Regions from separate parts of the Homo sapiens genome. Here region 2 is linked to region 1. A link is a contact called in ENCODE Hi-C or POLR2A ChIA-PET data. All regions are on one chromosome and are shown on one strand. Each heading gives the region's core, a stretch centred on a gene start or an enhancer-like site at or near the end of the contact. The rest is flanking DNA. Distances are from core to core; before and after follow the strand shown. Region 1 holds the start of LINC01278 (long intergenic non-protein coding RNA 1278). Region 2 overlaps LINC01278 (long intergenic non-protein coding RNA 1278).

Region 1 (5,953 bases), core at 1,772-4,271:
TAGGAATTGCAGTTGGGTAGGGGGAGATAAAGACAGGTGGTTAATGGGAACAAAAATACAGTTAGATAGAAGGAAGATCTAGTCTAGCGTTCAGTAGTACAATAGGGCCACTAATAGTTAACAACTATTTATTGTACATTTCAAAAAAAGCAGAAGAATAGATTGGAATGCTCCCAACACAAAGAAATAATAGTTGATTGAGGTGATGGGTATCCCAGTTACCCAGATTTGATCATTATTCATTGCATGCTTGTATCAAAATATCACATTTACCTCATAAACACATACAACTATTATGTATATATAAAATTAAAAAATTAAAAATAATGTATGCTAGTTATGCTTTTCTGTTTAGGCCGAAGTCATCTCTTTTATGACAGGAAGATGGGAAAGGAGTGCAATCGTTGAAAGTTAATTTATTTCAAACCCTTTACACAGCTTCTTCATTCATGCCTCACAATATCTTGAGAATTAGGTAGCCATTATTCCCATTTTACAACTGATAAAATAGAAGTATTGCTAGGCCTGGCATGGTGGCTCACACCTGTAATCACAGCACTTTGGGAGGCCCAGGCAGGTGGATCACTTGAGCTCAGAATTTTGAGACCAGCCTTGGCAACATGGTGAAACCCCGTCTCTACAAAAACAAACAAAAATTAGTTGGGCATGGTGGTGGGTGCCTGTAGTCCCAGCTACTCAGGAGGCTGAGGTGGGAGGACTGCTTGAGCCCGGGAGGCAGAGGTTGAAGTGAGCAGAGATTGTGCCACTGCACTTCAGCCTGGGCGACAGAGTGAGACTTTGTCTCAAAAAAAAAAGTGAAATAATTTTTCCAAAGTAATCCATCAAATAATTCATAGAGCAAGGAAATGCATTACAATGTCCATTAACATAAATACATGTACTGAAAACTGAAACAATCAAAGTGGTCATTCATAAAATGGAAAAATAAATTGTGGTAGAGTTACACATTAGAAACAGTACAGTAGGGAAAATAAATTAACTGTTAATAAAAGTTATCAACATAAAGCTCCCAACCATATTTTGACTAAAAACAAGTTGAGAAGAATATATACAGTATACCATTTATATTAGATTTTAAAGGAAGTAAAATATATATTTCTGAGATATAAATGTACATGTGGTAAAAAATTTAAAAAATTATTCATAGAAAAAATAAACCCCAAACTCATGATTGGAGTAATGGAATTAAGGAAGGTTACACAGAAGATCTCAGCTGTATTGATCAAATTTTTACTTGTTAAACTGAGCTAAGGCTACAATGGTATCGGTTGAATTTTTCTTTACAACCTTGTGTATTGCTTAATATGTAATACTTTAAAAAAGAAAGTAAATGGTATCTGGAGTATAAAAATTAATGTTGAAATAAATGTACATGGATCTTTAAGAAAAAAAAGAAAGAAAGAAAGTTGGGGAAGGACGTTGAGAAGGAAAGCAGAAGTGGGGAGGAAAAACAAATGCTACAATTCCACTACCCAGAGATTTTCATTGCTAGTTGTTTTGTTCATAATTTCCTATAGCATTTTTTCTGTTCATATAGAAGTATGTATTCACATATATTGTAAAGAAATATTTGATAATATTATGACTACTACTAGAAAACCTATTTTGTAACTTATTTCACAGGCACCAAATCAGTGCCATTTAAAAGGGCTGTATTCTATCCAATCATATTGTTATACCACAATTTATTTTACCAATTCACTATTGATGGGCATTTAGATTATTTCCAAAGTGTGCTATTACAAATAATGCTGCAATTAACACATTATATGTGTATGTGCATACCTGTGTGTATTTTCAGTAGTAACTGTGTTGAAAAAAAATTCCTAAGGGTAGAATTTCTAGGTCAAAGACTAAGAGGTTTTCAAGTTTGTTACATATGCCAAATAGCCCAACAATAAATGATTATACTAATTTACACACTTAATACTGTAATTGAGTGCCAGTGTCCCCAAACTCTGCACAACACTGGGCATAAACAATCTTTTTATCCCCTTGTCAATCATAATCTGCTATTCCGTTTTTTCATGTGCATTTATTAGTGAAGCTGAGTCACTTTTTAAACGTTTACTCACCATACTTGAATAACTTCTTCTGATTTTTTTGCCATTTTGTTAACATTTTTGAAGTTTTAATTATTATGGATATATAATAGTTGTACATATTTATGGGGTACATGTGATATTTTGATTAGAACATACAATGTGTAATAATCAAATCAGAGTAGATGGTATAACCATCACCTCAAGCATTTATCATTTCTTTATGTTAGAATCATCTCAATTCCGCTTTTTAGTTATTTTGAAATACATAATAAATTATTGTTAACTATAGTCGTCCTATTACGCTACCAAACACGAAATCACAAATACCAGGAAAGTTAACGGAGAACTGGATCAGGAGCCAAAATGTTTACATTCGAATTAAGGCTCTGGATTAATGAAAATGCGTAACCAGGAAAAGAAAGAACAAGAATAATGGGGACATAGAGGGTGAGAGAGGAGAAAAACGAGAAGAAAAAGCCATGTAAGGAAAAAGAATTTGCGCCTCAGGGTCCCCCTCCCCCTCTGCCCTGTTCCAGACACCTATTCTCATTCCCGCACTCCTACCCCTGGCGTCCTGCTAGCTGGTCTGGCTTCCTTCCCTCTGGAAAAAGGCAAATTATTCAATAAAGGGAGGATGAGTCCTAGCTCATCCCCACTTCTTGTCTCCTGCCGGGTGTTCAAATACAACTTACCACGCAGTCACCGCCATCCAACTGCATGTCACTCTCCACTTCGCCACGGTCTGAACTCTTGGCCACAAGATCTAAGCCTTCCGGATGCCCCAGCCAGTTCAGGCTGCTGGTCTCTTGTCCCTAAGCCTTTGCCGAGGTAGTCGGCTTACTTGATGCCAGCACACCAGGCCCCCCACCACCCGCTGGAAGCACAGGCCCCAGCTCAGGTCAGGTTCCGGAACCTAGCGTCCCCAGGTTCTCACGTGACTTAGTTTCCCAGGCAATAGCGCTTTTCTCCCGGATGTAGCAGTCAGCTGAAATGGAGAGAGTGCTTCTTAAAGTTAACCCTCAAACCACCATGGCCAGTGAATGCAGAATAAGCCCGCTGAGAGTTTCGTCTATTTCTATGGCATTATGCTGGAAATTATAAAGAAAAGGGATGAAAAAAACTGGAGACTTTTCACCAACAACAACATACAGATCTGTATTATTAGGATTCTTAAAATGAGTATGTGTTGTTTTTATAATTAAACTAACAAAAGGAAAATAAATAATGATGAATAATTAAAGCGGGATTATGTATACAACAAAACCGTATGATTACAACAGCACCTTATGTAGCTTTGAAAATAGGTAATGCTTCATGAGAGAAGTTATAGCAGTGTGCAAATATCAATTCAGACCTTAAACAAGAAGAATATACACACCAAAAGAGATTTCTTTAAACAAAATCTATGCTGTATGTGCCCTATGATTGTCACAGGGCTTAGAACCTGATATTCGGCTATGCATTCCTGTCAGAAAGAGCATGTTGCAGCCATGTCAGAACCAACCAAGGTCAAGAATTTCTTGTGACCAGTCGTGAAGTCCCTGAAGCAAGAAACAGAGAAACCCATGCTGGTAAGAAATGAAGAGACTCAGACCCTGCAGAAAGATTAAGAATAGCGATCGAAGACGTTAACTTGGTTGCAATCTGGCTCTGCCCTTTACAAAGTTATGCGACCTTTTTCATCTGTTAATTGCTTGTTGTAAATATTAAATTAAACAAGTCAATGTGTATAAGGCATTTAAAACAATGTCTGGCAGTGAGAAGACCTATTTGATAAATAAATAAAATATGGACACAGACATTGCAGCATAGGAATCCCTCAATCAGGAATCCTAGGTCTCCAAGAACACTGGTGATACTAATTTAGCTGTACAAGAAGGAGGTGTCCTGTGTGGGTGACATAAATATTTCAGGGTTTGGAGAGAAACATTCCTACATTTTTTATTTAAGAAAACAACACACCAAGGTTGTTTAGAAAGGCAGAGTGGACTCTGAATCCATGCAGCCTAGATTTGGATCCTAGCTCTGCTATTATCTGCGTTATTAGCTCAAGTTATTTAAGCCTTCTGTGCCTCAGTTTCCCCATAGGTAAAATAAGGATAACAGTACTAATTTCATAGGTTTGTTGTGAGACAGTAACATATTAAATAAACTTACAACGACTGCCACATAAGTACTATATAAATATTGATTAAAAGTAGTAATAAGAGACAAAAAATATTGGAAAATTAAGAAGTAAACCCACAAGGAACTACTGTCTCAGCCTAAAGTAAATCAAATACATGACCACTGCCAGAGACCTTGTCAAGGTATTTCAGATAAGAAAATCTTGTCCAATGATGTTATCGTGAAGCTGATAAGATTGTAATGTCCTTGGAAAACAAAGGTAAGCCCCTCAGAAATCTAGAACAAGTATGCTTACAACATAAAGTGTAATCCAACCTGACTAAGATGGGGAAATGATAACCTGAGCTACTAGAGTTGGAGCTGGGGCCAGTGAACTACAGCTCAAGGGCCAAAGCTTGTCTACTATCTGTTTTTGTTTGATCAGAGGACAAATAATTATTTTTACATATATAAGTGGTTAAAAAATTAAGAAACAAATATTTCATGACATGTACAAATTATATAAAATTTAAATTTAAATGTTCAAAAATAAAGTTTTATTGGAACACAAACACATTCATTTATATATTGTCTATGTCTACATTTACACTATAATGACAGTGTTCAGTACTTAAATTAGACATTAGAGCAACAACATAAAAGGATTTTAGGTCTCTGTTACCGTGGAGTCATCACACCGACCATGGATAAATTATCCTCAGACTGTCACATATTATTTTGAGTATTTTTATAGCAGTTGAATTAATCTGTATTCTGACCTGTACAGAGTACAGGCAAGTTTATACAATTGATTTGGCTTTCTAGATGAATGGGTTTAGATGATATTTATTTAAAGCTTTGCAAGATTCTGCTCAAAGCAATTCAGCCCAAATTCATCAACTACAAATTAGTCATTTTAAAAATCATTTTCGTGAGTTTTGTTCCAAAAGCGATAAAAATGACTAATCACCTAAAATACCCTAGTATTACTAAATTATTCTCTACCTCATGTTGTTTTATATACAAGATTAATTGCAAAACCTTAGCCATCAAAATTTTCAGTGAGAAACACATGTAATATTAACATAATGAAATAATTACCATTGTTATATTTAACAATTTGTAAAACAATCCCAAGTTTGTTTAAACCTATAATGGTTTCTGCAAAGAAAGGCCCCAAGACAGTCACTAAGGCATGCAGTAGGTGTTAACTAAAGACTTGACTGACCTGATTTCCTGGGTGTGTAATCATTTCTACAATAAGTAGGTACCATGTAGGGTGAGGTGGTCGTAAAGCGGAATGTTTGCCTATTATACCTAGATAGCTATCCATGTGTGACTGATAACCAGATAGTCGAGGGAAGATAATTATCCCCCTTCTGAAAGAAGTATGAAAGATTCACTAAGCAAGTAATCAGATAAAAATTAAAACCAGAAAAAAATAATATATCCACATACTACATTTTTCAGCTAGATCTAACGAAAGAATTGGGGTTGTAATAATTTTGTAGATTTAATTTTTTTTAAGTTTTACTTTAAGTTCTGGGATACATGTGCAGAAAGTGCAGTTTTGTTACATAGGTATACATGTGCCATGGTGCTCTGCTGAACCTATCAACCCATCATCTAGGTTTTAAGCCCCACATGCATTAGGTATTTGTCCTAATGCTCTCCCTCCCATTTGCCCCCACCCCCTGGCAGGCCCTGGTGTGTGATGTTCCCCTCCCTGTGTCCATGTGTTCTAATTGTTCAACTTCCACTTATGAGTGAGAACATGCATG
Region 2 (5,953 bases), core at 1,137-3,636, 130 kb before region 1:
TTTTATGCAGACCTTGGTATTTCATCCTTGTACTAGGTAGAAAATCTTAAATTTTTCCAATTGCCTTTATGTTTATTGGTAACAATCAGTATGATCTACTATACTATGGTGTACTAAACTCACATTCCTGGGAGGCCATATTTTGAAGATCTTTTTTCCTGTTCAAGTTCCATGGGATAAAACACAAATGTATGTCCTTCAATAAAATAATTTTACTTTAAGATATTTATATTGAAGTAAAACTTTTGCACAGGTGCAAAAAGAAATATATTCTAAAATGTTTATTGAATACTGTTTGTGGTAGCAAAAAATGACATAAAACTAAAGTAAAATGGATTAAATAAGTATATTATTTTCATAAAATGGAATATTTATACCTCAGTCAGAATTGAATGAAGTAGTTTGATCTGTTAGAATGAAAGGGAGAAAAGAACGGAACAGAAGCAGCTCAATGGCAACACAGATTTATTGGGAGAAAGACCTGCGGAGAGGGGGTACCAGCTAGTGCCAGAGCCCCCTTCCCGCTTACAGGCTGGACCAGTTACAGTCCCGGGCAGGAGAGGTCTGGGATTGTTGTGAAAATGGGGTGGGGGCGGTGTGTTTGGCTGCTGATAATGAAGGAATTTAGTGCAGCCAGGGGTTAGGCCTGGGACCTGCCTGACAGGATGTTTCTCACAGCTCAGGCCCTGGTGGAATTTTCCACTCTGACCAGTTTGTAAAATGGTAGGGGTCTGCAAAATAGTGCAGTTTGGGCTAACATTCTTATTTCTTACTTTAGTATAAAAAGGAAAAAGGGCGTCGTTGATCATCTGGCTGCTTCCTGCTGGATAGGGGCGTTGTGATTAGGGCCTGGGTTCTGGAGCTTCCGAATGGTTTCCTCGTAGGCTCTGGTATTAGACGTGGCAAAGGTGAAATATATTATCAATGTGTTTTTGCATGCTTGCCTGGATAAAACAATTCAGCCTTTGGGAAATGAAGCGGGATACAAGGTTAAATATGCATGGCCCAATCATTAGTAACAGGAAGAGGAAGATCAGGGGTCCTAGGAAGGGGGCAACCCAGGGTATCCATCTTAGAAGGGATGATCCTTGCCACCAGGAGTCAGCGACTTGATGTCAAAGCTCTGCAGCCCTGTCATGAAGCCTACGAACTGCGATATGAACAATGCCAGATTCATTAACACAGAAACAGCATTCTTCCTGGAGGTATATGCAGGTACCCCCTTTCTCAGTGGTTAGGAGGTCCAGGACTCTCCAGTTTTGAAGGATGACTCCCACGAGGAAGTCTAATTGTCGTTGGAGACTGGTAATGGAAGTGTGCATATCTTCTACGGTGTTAGAAAGGGTTGTGAATAGTGTTTGGTATGAGGTGATTGAGGTGGTTATGCCTGCTATTCCAGTGCCAAGTGCAGCAGTGATGCCTAATCCTGTTAGCAGGGTGATGAGATGTAGAGCCCATTTATTTCTTATGGGTGAAGAGGAGATAGAGGCTTCTACAGAAATTAGAATAGTTTGGTTAGGGGGTAGGATGTTGATGGTTGGAGCCTGAAAGACCAGGGTGCAAGTTCCTGACCAGTTGGCTGGTAGGCAAAGATATCAGTTTGTATCACACAAAAAGAAGAGACTGGGGGTGGACAGGCAGAAGTTGTAGGTGAAGGTAGGTAGCCATGATAGGGTATTTTCGTTTTCCCAAATTGGGTAACTGCCAGCCAGAGCGGCACCTGTAAGGGCCTGATAGGGAGTCTTGGCTAGGGAGTTGATGAAGGCTGTTTGGTTTTGGAGAGAGAAAGAAATTGTCTTTGTCAACCGTTAGCCATTGCTGCCCCGGTGTGGTGGCTGTCAGGTACCAGTCACAGGTGAGGGAATTGTTACATTTTTTCCAGGGGGCACCTTTAAACTGGAGACATAGAGAGCAGAGTTGGCAGCGGGGAAGCCAGGAATTGGATGGAAGGAAAGAAAAGAGGATCCGGTGGTGAGGTGTAGGGATGTGTGGATGGTAGGCGAGCCAGAAAAGCATAACACCTTCTGCCAGGCAGAGGTGGATATGATTTTGTAATTAGGGTGTAGAATTGATGGTCTACAGGGAGTGCAAGGGTAAAAATAAGACCACATAGGGACTGGGGAACCTGTCCCACCATTGTGGCGTGGGCTGGATTAGGGTAGGTTCGGCTGAGACATAAGGGGGGTGGGGATATGAAGGAAGTTTGAGTAGAAATGGTACCCCCATATTGGTGGTTTAGATGATGCTGTGTTGGTTTGTATGGATGTTAGTCCAGAAGCTATTAGGTGAAGGAGGGCAACAGCCCTACCTGAAACCATGCTGAGAGAGCTGAGTTTGAAGGAAAGGTGTTTAGCTGAGTTTCCAGGTTATGAACCGGTTTCAGGAATGAATCAGCCAAGAATGGTATAGCCAAGTAAGAAATGTGTAAGCTCACGTTGGACTGTGTCCATGTAAGTAGGTCAGCCGGAAGAGCCGTGAATCATTGGGTGTGTGTAGAAAGACAAATCCAGCAGTTAGAGGAGAGGGGAGATTGTGACTGACTTAATACGTGGTGTGTGAGGCTGATGAAGGGGGCCCAGCTGTCAGTGATTGGGGGTGGGGACTCAGAATATCCCATAAGCAGAGAAGGCAAAAGGAGAAAAAGGAGATTTGTGTAGGTGTGAAATCCTGGAAGGTGCCTTGCAGCCATAGCTCCTCAATTAGCATGAGGAATTGAGATGGATTATCTAAGGGCGTGGGGAAGGGGTACCAGGAGAGATCTGAGACAAGGTATGAAGTAAAAGATTTAAGATTGGAAGTGGAGAGTGTCATGGGCCAGTGCCTTTCGGATGGGTGACTTCTGGAATTCTTGTTAGGCACAGCGAGGTTGGTCCTGTGGGAAAGGAAGAATATTTCCGGGGTGAGGAGACTTCGGGGTGTGGGCCGGGTGCCTTTTTAAATTTGGAATGGTGTATACAATAGGGAAAGGATGTTAACTTTGCAGCAGCGGGGATGGTGAATATAACCTGATAGGGACCCTTCCATTTTGTTGGAAAGGGGAGGAGGGGTGTGCTACCCAGACCCAGTCTCCTGGCTGTAAGGGTAAGAAAGTGAATTGGGAAGAATCCTCAGGTTTGGGGAGGTGAGTGTCAGTGTACTGTCGGACTAAGTGTTGAGTGAGGTGCAGTGCTGGCCAGGTGTCCTGTAAGGGAGGGGATGGAGCAAAGTTCTGTAGGACGAAAGAACGTCCATACAAAAGTTCAAAAGGACTTAGATTTAGAGGTTTTCGGGGGAGGGCCCTGAGGCACATAAGGGCCAAGGGAAGAAGTGATATTCAGTTTTCATTTTGATCTCTAGGGAAAGTTTGGTTAACTGTTGTTTTAAGAGGGCATTCGCCTGTTCAAATTTACCCGAGGATTGGGGGTGATAGAGAATGTGAAAAACCCATATGATGTTTAAAGACTTAGAAACCTGTTGAGTGACTTGGGAGATAAATGCTGGTCAATTGTCCAGTTGTATAGATGAGGGGAGGCTGAATCAAAGGATGATGTGTGTGAGGAAGGTAGAGGCAATGGTGTGTGCCTTTTCAGTGGTAGTAAGAAAGGCTTCTATCCACCTGAAAAGGTATCTACCATCGTGAGGAGATATCAGACTTTCTTTATGGGGGAACGTATGAGTGAAGTCAATTTGCCAATCCTGTCCCGGCAACTGGCCTTTGGGCCTGAAGGGAGGGAAAAGGAGGTGGTCTAAGGGCCCCTGAGGGGAAGTCTGACTGCAGGCAGAGCAACCTTTAGTGAGGCGGTCCAAGCTGATGGCCATGGTAAGGGAATGTATACAGGTTTTTAGAAATTGGAGCAACGGGAGATAACCCGCATGGAATTGGTTATGGATGTGGGTGAGAACAGAAAGTTTTTGGGTCTTGGGTAGGATGAGTTTGTAGTCTAAGTAAATTCAGCTTTCGTTATGAACAGCCCTGGAGCCAGCAAGGCACCTTTTTCTTCTTGGGTGTATGCTAGGGAAAATGGGCAATAACAATAGTGTTCTAAGGGCTGCCTGCCAGGCTGCCGAATCTGCTAAGAAGTTTCCCTTGGTTATGGCATCTGTAGCCTTTTGGTGTCCCTTGCAATGGATAATGACGGCCTCTAGTGGTAGTTTAGCTGCCTCCAGCGGCTTGTGTATGAGTTTGCCATTTATTATGGCGGTTCTTTTTGTAGTTAGAAAAACCCCTTTCCTGCCAGATTACAGTGTGAGACTGTAGGACATGGTATGCATATTTGGAATTGGTGTAAATGTTGACCCTCTTTCCCTTTGCTAGAGTGAGGGTCTTGGTTAGGGCAAATAGTTCCGCTTGTTGTGAGGTGATATGTGATGAGAGAGCATTGGATTATAGGAGTTTGTTTTCGGCAATGATGGCATAGCCAGCTGCCAGATATGGTTCCTTAAAAGAGCTTCCATCAATGAACCATGTGGGTTCCTTCCGCAAAGGGGCTTCTGAAATGTGTTGGAAAGGGGAGGAGAGGGAGGCTAAGAGGTCTAGGCAAGAGTGGGGGATTCAGAATTGGAAGTACTTATAGGGAGGAGGGTGGTTGGATTTAGAATTTTACATCTCTGGAAGGTGTTAGAGGGTTGCTGTAAGCTGGATGGCAGGAGGAAAAGAAGAGATCAATGGCTCATGGGGTCCCATAAGTTATGGGAAGATGCAATAGTAATGTGCTGGTAGAGGGTGAGTTTTTGTGCCTCTGAGGCCAGCAATGTAGCTGCATCCAGAACTTTCAAGCATGGAGGCCAGCCTTGGATGATAGAGTCCAGTTTTCAGAAGTATGCAATGGCTTCTGGAGTGTTGCCACGGGTTTGGCAGAGAAATCCAAGGGCAAGGCCTTGATTACAATGAACATACAGGGTAAAGGGTTTAATGGAATTGGGTAGTCCTAGTGCTGGGACATTAAAAGGGCATCTTTCAGTTTTTAGAAGTGGGAGTTAATGGGCAAGCTGGGTCCAAATGTTCTAGGATGGACCCACGTGATGCCGTGCAGAGTGGTTTGGTCAACAGGCCAAAGTTAATGATCCACAGCTGGAAGTACCCAACAAGGCCCAAAAAGGAAGGGTCCTTCTTGGTGTGGGGAAGGGGCACATCCTGTATTAGCTCCTTCCATCGGGCTGGCATGGCTCAAGAATTAGGGGTTAGGGTGAGTCCAAGGTTAGTGACTTGGGTTTGGGCTACTTGAGCCTTTGTAGGTAAAACCTGATATCCCTGGCCATAGAGGAAATTTAGAAGTTGGGTGATGTGTTGATGGATAGATCAAAGGAGGGACTACACATAAGGAGGTCATTGATGTATTGAAGGAGGCTGCTAGGAGCAAGGGGAAGCTCGATTAGTTCCTTGGTGAGAGCCTGCCCAAATAGGAGGGGGCTATCCCGGAACCCCTGTGGGAGTACAGTCTGTTAGTTAGGTAGATGTGTGAGTATCTGGGTCTGACCAGGTGAAAGCAAAAAGACTTTGGGAAGCCAGATCCAAGGGAATAGTAAAAAAAAAAAAAAAAAAAAAAAAAAAAAAAAAAAAAGTCCCTTAGATCCAATACAGAGAAGTGTGTGCTAGATGGGGGAATATGGGAGAGTAGAGTATAGGGGTTGGGGGCCACTGGATAGGTTGGTACCTCCACTTGGTAAATGACATGGAGATCCTGGACCAAGTGGTAAAATCTGTCTGTTTTTTTGACAGCCAGGACAAGGGTGTTGTGGGGAGAGTTAACAGGTTTGAGAATCTGAGCTTGTAAAAACTCACAGATAATAGGTTTGAGGCCCCTGAGGCTGGCTGGGCTAAGGGAATATTGAGGCTGATGAAGGAAAATGGAGGAGTCTTGGAAGGTTATTTTGACTGGGATGTGATGTGTGGCTATTGTGGGTTTAGAAACGTTCCACACTTCTGGATTGACAGAAGGTAACAGAGTGGATAGCAAAGATGAGGGGGAGGAGA

Evidence for each region. Hi-C counts contacts between places; a loop is a spot of excess contacts on that map. ChIA-PET counts read pairs that join two places held with the same protein, here RNA polymerase II (POLR2A). Pooled maps may share reads with other maps.
Region 2: a map of PC-9 shows a loop between it and region 1 (3-fold over the local background). The contact joins the enhancer-like site here to the promoter of LINC01278 in region 1. A Hi-C loop is called at or near these places in 2 of 168 maps with a recorded cell type or tissue (Calu3 and PC-9) and 1 of 50 pooled maps. POLR2A ChIA-PET finds 5 or more read pairs at or near these places in 1 of 52 experiments (H1).

Annotation. Positions count from the first base shown.
Region 1 is chrX:63,558,074-63,564,026 of GRCh38, forward strand. LINC01278 (long intergenic non-protein coding RNA 1278) reads right to left here and starts at 3,022. Exons shown (of 4, transcript NR_152613.1): 1 at 2,759-3,022. RefSeq lists an enhancer at 2,202-2,743.
Region 2 is chrX:63,426,110-63,432,062 of GRCh38, forward strand. It overlaps LINC01278 (long intergenic non-protein coding RNA 1278), which reads right to left. Exons shown (of 4, transcript NR_152613.1): 4 at 449-887. Among named protein-coding and RNA genes, the nearest start is that of SPIN4, 78 kb to the left of the region's middle. Within about 2 kb of position 2,387, at least 2 of the 41 ENCODE cell types and tissues checked have a DNase peak (open chromatin) inside an H3K27ac peak, as active enhancers do; they include PC-9, where a contact is called at or near this core.